Regions from separate parts of the Homo sapiens genome. Here region 2 is linked to region 1. A link is an interaction called in ENCODE POLR2A ChIA-PET data of the cell type or tissue named here. Cell type or tissue: K562. All regions are shown on one strand.

What was found. ChIA-PET counts read pairs that join two places held together with the same protein. Peaks named below come from ENCODE experiments on the same cell type or tissue, not always from the same donor. Only the 100,000 strongest peaks of a DNase experiment are listed, where the experiment ranks them.
Region 2: POLR2A ChIA-PET joins it to region 1 with 6 read pairs; 4 of 35 experiments call an interaction of 5 or more read pairs at or near these places.

Annotation. Positions count from the first base shown.
Region 1 is chr2:156,560,045-156,565,044 of GRCh38, forward strand. All of the region lies in intron 9 of GPD2 (glycerol-3-phosphate dehydrogenase 2), which reads left to right. Among named protein-coding and RNA genes, the nearest start is that of LINC01958, 100 kb to the right of the region's middle. In K562, no CTCF peak of the experiment used is centred here; a DNase peak (open chromatin) is centred at 2,267.
Region 2 is chr2:156,476,704-156,481,703 of GRCh38, forward strand. The region is part of intron 2 of GPD2 (glycerol-3-phosphate dehydrogenase 2); the gene reads left to right. Among named protein-coding and RNA genes, the nearest start is that of GPD2, 43 kb to the left of the region's middle. In K562, no CTCF peak of the experiment used is centred here; no DNase peak of the experiment used is centred here.

The sequences.
Region 1 (5,000 bases):
ATAAAATTAATTCAAGAGCAGAGAACTCAATGTTGACAGTTTCCAAAATCTTAAAGTTCAAATGCAGCGAGGATGAGAAATGTAACTCCTTATCCTGCTAAGAAGCTGGATGTGCTGGAAGCAGGTGTGGGTTCCAGAAGGCTGCCGTGCCCATATTGTGGGTGGGGATCTCTACCCGTGAAGTGAGCGTGGGGCTTTAACGGAGACTGGATCACTTATGTTCTACCTATAAATACATGGAAGACTTGGCATACCTGGTTGGTCCATAAAAGTCTTTTCAATTAACATACCATTTTGTAGTCAGCGAATTGGTGAAACTAACAAATAGTTATTGTTAATTCTGATGTTTGATAAGAGTGTTTGAAATTAATATCTAAACATTGCAAACCAGGTCTTCCTCCTGGTGATCTGGGGACATCTTGAGATTAAGAGTCCTCCAGGGTAAAAAGCAGAAATGACAGCCCTTTCCTAGACTTTATTGATTTCCCTGTGTGCGGCACCTGTCACAACTTTTCTACTTATAAACTTACTCTTCAAAAAATAGTTAACAGTGATTCTTTATAGCTTCTTTTCATTCTTATTTCTAATTGACTGAAATATTCATATTTGAGGAATTATGCTTGATCTTAGTAAAGAGTATCAGTTAGCTGAAGTTTGTCTATATCTTAAAATGAGGCCAGTCAAATCCATATTTTTTCTCAAGGAATTTTGGTGAAAGCCACTATTCTCTTCTAGGCTGATGAAATGTGAAAGAGAAGCTCAGCTTTAGCCACCATTCAGTTATTCAATTACATGCTACTGTTAAACATATTTTAATATTTATAGTTATATGCCTCATTTTTAAAAACTTCCTATTATTGAGCACTTCTTATGTGAGACACTGCTAAGCAAGCATATTACCTGTTAGATCTTTGATTCCTCCTTAACAACCTTATGAGATTTATTTAATAAGTCCCACTTTCTAGTTGAAGAAACTGAGGCCCAGTGACATTAAGCTTTTTTTTTTTTTTTTTTTTTTTTTGAGATGGATTCTCACTTTGTAGCTCAGGCTGGTATGCAGTGGTGTGATCTCGGCTCACTGCAACTTCCGCCTCCTGGGTTGAAGCAATTCTCCTGCCTCAGCCTCCTGAGTAGCTGGGATTACAGGCACACGCCACCACACCCGGCTAATTTTTGTATTTTTAGTACAGACTGTGTTTCACCATGTTGGTCAGGCTGGTCTCGAACTCCTGACCTCGTGATCCACCCGCCTTGGCCTCCCAAAGTGCTGGGATTACAGGTGTGAGCCACCGCGCCCAGCCTAAGCTTTTTGCCTATAGCTAGTTAGTATTGGAGCCATAATTTGAGTATAAGTAAGTCTGGTTCTAATACTTGTGCTTCTAAATATTGTGCAGTACTCTGATTGTTCGTTCTGGGTTTCCTGATGGGATACTATGTGCACTAGGGAGTGGTAAGCTTATCAATTCATTTCATGGAAGCTGCTAGATACCTTTAGCATGACAATGACCTTTGCTCTGCACTGACCTTATTTGAATTTGAATGTTAAACTAGAGGAGGTTTCCTGTCTCATAACTAATCCCTTGGGCCAGTCTTCTTTACAGATTTAAAAAATAAAATTTCATTTAGATCCTAGAGCAATAGTTTTGAAGTGTTTTACATTCACCAGGGTTGAAATAATCATTCTAAAAGGATTTATTAAATGGGTAAGTAAAATTCCAACAACAGTTTCTGAGCCTCCCCAAATGGCTATATCCTTAAGAAAAAAAAGTGTCAAATCTTAACACTCCATGCTATTCACAGCAGCTGCCACACTTCTGCAAAATGCGTCGGAACAATTCTGAAAAGCATTTTGCCTGTTGGGAATAAGACCATGTCTTCTTTTACAATTTAGAAAGCTTTCCATTCACAGGCTGAATTTTCTAGATTACTTGTTTGTTCTTTTCTGAAATGGGTAATTGATAGTTCTGCGTTTCATATTGAGTTAGGAAGAAAAATGATCTTTTGAAAAATGTATCATTAAGTCTGCTGTGTAGAGGTTAATCAGAAGGATGCAGTGACAAAACTAAGCTATGACTTAACAGGATTGAGAGAGACAGAAGATTTGCTGAGTGCTTTATCCATGTAGTTTTTCCTGGAGTACTTCTTTAGGCAGCTTCTCTACTTGTACACAGGTTTTCACATAGGCAATTAGTAGTGTTTATAGATTGCCTGTTATTCAATTAACAACTGAGCTGGCCATATCAACTCACTGCAGACCTGCCTTTTCATTGCCAGAGATTGTACCAGGGTTATCAACTTACACAGGCTTGGATGTCTTCCAGCTGTTTAATTATAGTGTCACACGCTTTGCTTTTTCTAGTTTCATTAGTTTATAAATGTAATATGGTATCTTATTTCTGTGATTAACACTTCATTTCAGCAGGTTAAACATGCTGGTAGAGAAGTATTGATTTCTGACACTATTTCCCCTGTGTTCATTTAGATATTTTCACATGCCTTTTATTGATTGTTTTTTGAAAGTGGCAAACATGAAAAAAAAACCCCCAAAACATATGCCTAAATAACTAATGTGAAGCTAAACCGCACATTTACCTCTTAATTGTCACTTCCTGTGGGCTTTATTTTCTACTAATTTTTAAAACAAACACTTATCTTGCCAAGTATGAGTAAAAATATGAATTATAGTTTGAAATAATCACATCATACTTAATTTTTTCAATTAGCCGTGAAAATTGTCTGTTCAACTTTTCTATTTATATTTTACCCTTTACATATTACATTACTAAAATCTGAATGAGTTATTTTTTGGGAATGTAATACAAATGATTCTTAAACATGATGGTAAGAGTATTTTACTTTAATATTGCCAAGTACTTTTATAGTTGTCACTTAAAAAATTAACTGGGTGCCCTCTAGGTGAGCCAGTCTAGTAAGTGGTCTTTAATGATGGATTTTTCTCAACTTTATTTAATAGTAGTTTTTTTCTTTCATCTTGTTTTATTTAAAGCATTCATGTAATTTGGAAGGGAATATCCAGTTGTTCAATATATAGTCACTAGAAACCTACATGAAGCCTAGCATATTATCTCAGAGGCCCAAGCGTTCTTGCTTTGGTTTTGGTAATACCAGCTCTTATAGTTTGATATAAAAAGTTTAGAGAATGCTTTAATATTCCACTTAATATTTACTGATAACTGTATATGACCCTTTACTAGATACAGTATTTGGGGTATTGAAAAATATTATAATTGACACTGCTGGAGACTTTCAGCATGGTGAGAAAGAGATGAAGCAATAATGAAATTTTGTTAAGCTATCCTGGCAGTATGAGAACTAGAAAAAATTTGAGCTGTAAAGCATAGAGGCCATGAGTTATGTTATTTTCTTCACATGTTATACCATGGACAGTTAAAGTGGGTGATGGTCATTTATTAATCTTGACTGTAACCTGTATGGTAAAACTGGTTTCTGGGTGAGAACTTGAGGGTGGAAGTACTTAATTGAATGAAAATATGTTTCATTTGTTTGAATTTATGAAATTAGCAAGAGAGGAGGAAAGCTTGAAATGGTACATATTGACATGAGTGACAATAAAGTGTTTAGGAGCTATTACAGCAGATTTTATTTTATTCTCATGAGCAAAGGAAGTGCAGTCCAATTTCAGTGAAAGGATGCTCCGTTGGAGATGTAGGCAAGGTGGCCAGTAGAAATAACTAGCTTAATCTACCAGACAAGTCTGAGATCTACTGCTTGGAGGCTTTTTACTGTAGAGCTGCTCTGTGCTATATGATAGCCATCAGCCACTTGTAGTTATTTAAATTTAAATTAGTTACAATTAACTGAAATTTGAAATTCAGTTGCTCAGTCAGGTGAACCACATTTCAAGCGCTTAATAACCACATGCTACTAATGGCTAGCGAATTGGATCGTGGAGCTATGTACAGAATGTCTCCATCTCTGCAGTAAAGTCCATGGGACAGTGCTGATCTTGAGAATCTAGAGGTGTTTAAATATACACTTAGAGAAAGACATACTAAATTTAATAGAATCGTTGAATTTGGGTTTTTTTGTTTGTTAAGTAAAATAGAGAAATTCATTATCTTGTAAAACAAGAACTCCAGACACAACAAGCCTCAAGAGGTGATTAATGATTTGTCAGGGTCTAAGATATATTACTCTTATTTATCTTCACTCTGCCATCCTCCAAGGTGGTTTCATCCTAAGGTTGTTTCCCCTGTGGTTACCTCATGGCTGCAACAGCAGCATGCAGAATTTATAGATATCCCAATGATACTTTATTCAGACTAGCATCTACTACCTTGAATCTTTCTTGAAAAAACTTTCGTTAGGGTTTAACAATGTACAAAATTTCCACTGTGGGTAAATACGTGATATGGAGAGGAACCTGTTAGCTTCGTCAGTTGCTGTCTTTTATTCAAGAAGTTGGAATTAATGTCTCACATGTTTAGCTGTGCTGTGCCCCTTAGACATGGATTATACCCAAGGTCCTGAGGAGTCATTACTGAATGAGTGGTGAGGAGGTATAAGCTCTTAATACTTCAGTGGCAAATAGAGTTTTGAATCATCCATAAAAACCATTACATCTCAAGGTTGGGAGGGGAACTGTTGTAGATAACCTGATCCAACCACCTTCTGGTCTAATACTGTACAAATCCTGTAGGCCATAAAGACTAATTCATATTTTAAATAAGGAAATTTGATCATCCTTAAATGTATTATTTTTAATAAATTTATTCCCAACATTCAACTGATATAATTCTCAGGCTAAAAAGCTGAATCCTAAGATGTCAAGCAAAGTAAATTAAAGTTCTTAACACATTATGAACCCTTTGTGACTCGGAATCTTTTCTTAACTCTTTTTTATTTTTGACTATCAACTCCAGGAGTATTAAAAATGGTATCAATATAGATAATGTTTTACATAGTGTTCCTGGATGAATGAAAAACTTGAATGTTTCAGTTTCAGACAATACAATTTC
Region 2 (5,000 bases), 83 kb before region 1:
TGAGATTGGTAAGAAGTTTCCAAATATTATGAAGTGTTCAGTTTGTTTTCTTTTTTTTTCTCTTTACCTTACAACTGTGACTTCCCATAGTTCAAACTGATGCCCGGAAATAATTTTGCTGAATGGCTTTGTTCTTTTCAGGCTTGAAATGCTGGCAACCACCGTAGTAGTTAGTATCAGTCTCTTGTTCCCCCATCCCATGTCATTAGGACATTTTGTGATACTAGCTGTGTAGTGCATTTCTTTCTCAAAGATGAAGGTGAAGGAATTTGGCAAACAATTTGTAACTGAGTGATTCATTTTTCACATTTTTGTGGCTGCCTTTAAGCCATGGTTTGTCTTATACTTCTTGTTTCTGTTTCTTTGTGCTACAAGGTGGTGGAGCCAGGCGCATTGCTTGCAATCCCATATCCTGAATGAGGATCACTTTAAAAACACATATTATGGCCAGGTTCACTGACTCAAACCTGTAATCCCAGCACTTTGGGAGGCCAGGGCAGGCAGATCCCTTGAGCCCAGAAGTTTGAGACCAGCCTGGACAATATGGTGAAACCCTGTCTCTACAAAAAAATACAAAAATTAGCTGGGCGTGATGGTGTACATCTGTAGTCCCAGCTACTCTGGAGGCTGAGGTGGGAGGACTGCTTGAGCCTGGAAGGTGGAGGCTGTAGTGAGCTGAGATCATGCCACTGTACTTCAGCCTGGGTGACAAAATGAAACCCTGTCTCAATCAATCAATAAAATGCATAAATAAAATCACATATTAGGAAGAATTAGTATGCTGGCCTATCATTAAAAAACCCAACAAGCCAATTTTTATGTGATTCTTGCTAAAGATGGGTGATACCGAAAGTCTTTTGATTAGCAATAGTCTTTTGATTAGTGTTAGTCTTTTTCTGCATTCTGAACTGTGAGGACATCACTCTCAATGCATGTATGTTGCAGTTTTTATTTTTTGAATTGACACATAATCATTATACATATTGATTGGGTTCATAGTGGAGTTTTGATACGTACAATGGTATTATTAATTCACTGACTTGGTATTGAAACTCTTCCTCATCCATTGATCATGCTTGATGTACTATTTCTTTTAAAAGATTGCCTTGGTTCCTTAAAAGCAAGTGTGAAAAGATGTGGCTTCTGCTGAGGCTATTTCAGAAGTGCACTTCTGTTTGGGACATGGGCATTAAGGGATTAGATTACTTCTGCCATCTTTACTGGTGCTATCTGAAATGATACTGAAAAATGCCGATGCCAAAGGTCACAATATCTAATATGATGAGTTGTTGCTAAATTTATATGTGGTTTATATCTTTTAACCACAGTAAGCATGTTCTACTTCAGAGTTTATAGCTTAAATTTGTACCTAGGTAACACTGTTTTATCCCTTTTTTTGGTTTGATTTCTCTCTAATAATTGATCTTAAAGAATAGAATAAACAGAAGAGACTCTGGCCCCAAGCAGTCAAGTTATAGGTGGATTTTATTCAGTAAAATCAAGGCAAAATAAAGACCTATTGATTCCTGGGACATTTTGTCATTTTATCTTTCCTGAGTTAGACATCCTGACCACCCTAATAGCCAAATGAAATGGATAGCAGCAGCTTGAAGTCATTTATAATTTTAACCTGACAAGTTCTGTTGAAAAAGATTACTACAGGCATATGCAATCAATGAGTTGCATAAGAAATCCAACTATGTGCATTTCTTTTCTGGTGATTCCTGTCCCTTTAAGATACTGCCATTAGCATGTATTTGGGGGGTAGCAGGTGCGATGTAGCCATAGGGACTGGCAAAAAATAATAATAATAATAAAAAATAAAAGCAAGAATGAGAAGAGGAAACAACCTATTCCAGACATTGACATAAAATGACCACAGGCCTCCATTAACTCAGCTGTCCTCTCTCAGAAAATATCTGCCAATAAGAGCCATTCTAGCGGGGGGGAATTTTCCTGACTTCAATAGTCAAAAAAAAATCTGCCCTTTGAGATACATTAATTGGCTACACTTTTGTTTGTAGAAGCTGGGGCCTTAAATGTGACTAGGTATGCTCCATTTTTCTGCAGAGTGATGTTTAAGTATTGGCTTGTTACAGGTATATTTACCTACTGTATTTTTGTATTTTTTCTAGTTTCCTAAGAAGATTCCAACTGATAAACTGCCGTTTATTAAGAATAAGTTAGTTTTGAAACCCCAAGTTCCTGATGTCCTAGAGAGCCACCTATTGACTTTGGTTCTGGCACATTTTGCTGTGTTCTTGCATGCTCTGTCTTCCTGGCCCCTGGCTTGTGCCATTTGGTACTCCCAGGACAAAGCTTCTTCCCTGAAATAAAAGCAGGGGCTATATTCTAAATACAAATGGATTGAATATAAAAGTTGGTACATTGTTAAAACATTTTTGGTGATGAGATAGTACTATGAGTGTTTAGGTGCCAGGTCAGCTCCTGAAAACCTTTGAGTCAATTCTGTAGTTAAATTACCTTATATATGTAAAGAAAACAATTGTATATTCTTTAAAAATTAATTAAACATAAGACAGATTGAAATTGAATAAGATGTGGTTTCACTTACCTTTAATGCAGTTGCCTGAATCAGAGCCATTGTAGGTGGGAGAATAGAGGCCTCCATGGAGACTGGTGTTTCTGGGAGCAGGTTAGGGGTTAGAGGTGGTAGCAATGATGCTTTTGTCTCACTCTACTTCATAGTATGGCTTTTCTTCATACAAGCATATTAACAATGCTATTACTTAGGTTTATCAATGATGAATAGTGCCCACTGTTGAGCCAAGTGAACTCTAGAGGTTTATTATTTTTATTTTCTAAGGGAAACAGGTCAGATTTAGAAGAGATAGAGGAATGTGAGGGTTGTTATAGCCTAAGGAGAGGGCAATTATTATTATTATTCTTTTGGAGCTGAGCAGCCTAAATCTTCAATTCCAACCAAGGAAGTTGATGAGGAAAGGAGATGAAGGTTGGCTGACTTCTTTTGCTTGTGTCCACCTGCAGAGGTTTGTGGCCACAGATAACATCCACATTCCAGGCCTTCCTCAGTTAAGCATCTGAGGGCTTTTAGCGTGGTCTTAGAGTGGCTTCTTCTTCATTTTCTTGTCCCCTTTTCTTTATTTTCCACCCATAAGCAGGTGACAGTTTCCACAAAGGGAGCTTGAGTTTTCTTCTCCCCAGACCAGCTGTATGCCAAGGAACAAGAGTCTTAGTACTGCGATATAAGCATTTTACCACTCAAAGAAACCAACCCCACTGGGAATGGAGCAAGCAGAGACACTCTGTGGTGGTGTGGAGATTTTTTAGATCAAGTTGATTGTGATTCACTATTTAGTATAGGTTGGTTTAATAATACACTTTTAATTGGATGAAACTTGGAGGTCATCTTATCCAGTCTAAGGTCTACTGAAAGGAAGTAGCACTTCATAGAGGAGTCTCCTTTTTCTAATTCCAGGCTGGTGGGAGAATGGAGTAGATGAAGAGGGAAATTTAAATTAGGAAAAGGGGTCATGGGATACTTTTAGAACAAGTAAACCTTTTTGAGCAACAGCAGTAGAGAGCATTAAAGTCAGGGCTCCATGAGGAGTCCTCAGGAAGATGGGAAGGTTGGGATGGGAGTGGCCAGGGAGAATGAAACAAGAATAGAGTGGGAAGGAGTACAGGGATTTCACACGGGGCTACCCTAGTCTTTTTTCTTTTCATTATAGCCCAACGGCACTGTTTAACACTTTTTTTTTTAAGTTAACATTTATTTCATACCTTCTAGGTCCTAACTGGAAAAACTGATGTGATGATGTAGGCTTTTCTTTAACCTCAGTGATGTGGTTGATATGACAAAAATCTATTCGGGTCAGAAGAGTGGTCTTTCTCACATAACACATTCTAGGTTTGTTCCTTCCATGACCTGGTCTGAAGGTGTGGTGGCTTTGGGCTTTGTGAGCCGAGGTAAAACTTGAGAACCACTGAGAGCTTTCTCAAAGCCCGGATGTGAAAATTTTTTTCCCCCCTGCACCATAAATAGGCAAGGAGTGAGCTTCAGAATATGAAAATCAAGATCTCTCTCTCTTTTTTTTTTTTTTTTTCCTGAGATGGAGTTTCACTCTTGTTGCCCAGGCTGGAGTGCCAGGGGCATGATCTCAGCTCATTGCAACCTCTGCCTCCTGGGTTCAAGCGATTCTCCTGCCTCAGCCTCCCAAGTAGCTGGGATTACAAGCACCCTGATTCTAAGAAGATCATTCCTCCTAAGGTCTCTTTTTAATGGGAGGAATTATCTTCTTAGAATCAGGGAAGTAAGAAATTCTCATTGATTGGTGTGCCATTCATAAGCAACGGAACAAAAAGGCCAAGAGCGTTATCTTTAGAGCAGTCTCTGCAGACTGCCTGCATCTAACACCTAGCTGTACTTTTCTTTTTTGAGGTATGTTTCCTTACCTTTATTTATTTACATATTTATTCCTTTATTTTTGTTTGACATGTCATAATTGTACATATTTATGGAATGCAGAATGATATTTCTGTGCATGTATACAACATGTAACGATCAAATCAGGGTAATTAGCATATCCATTACCTCAAACATTGATCATTTCTTTGTGTTGTGAACATTAAAAATCCTCTCTTGTAGCTTTTTGAAAATATACACTAAATTATTGTTAACCATATTCAGCATATAGTGTTACAAAGCCCTAGAACTTATTCCATCTAGCTGTAACTTTGTGTGTATTAACCAACCTCTCCCTGTCTTCCCCCTCCCCTCCCCTTTCCAGCTTTTAATACCAACAGTTCTACTCTCTATTTCTATGAGCTCAATTTATTTTAGCTCCTAGATATGAGTCAGAACATGAAGTATTTGTCTTTCTGTGCCTGACTTATTTCACTTAACATAATGTCCTCCAGGCTCATCTGTGTTGTTGCAAATGACAGGATTTCATTCTTTTTCTTTTTTTTTTTTTTAAATAGAGATGGGGTCTTGCCATGTTGCTCAGGCTGGTCTT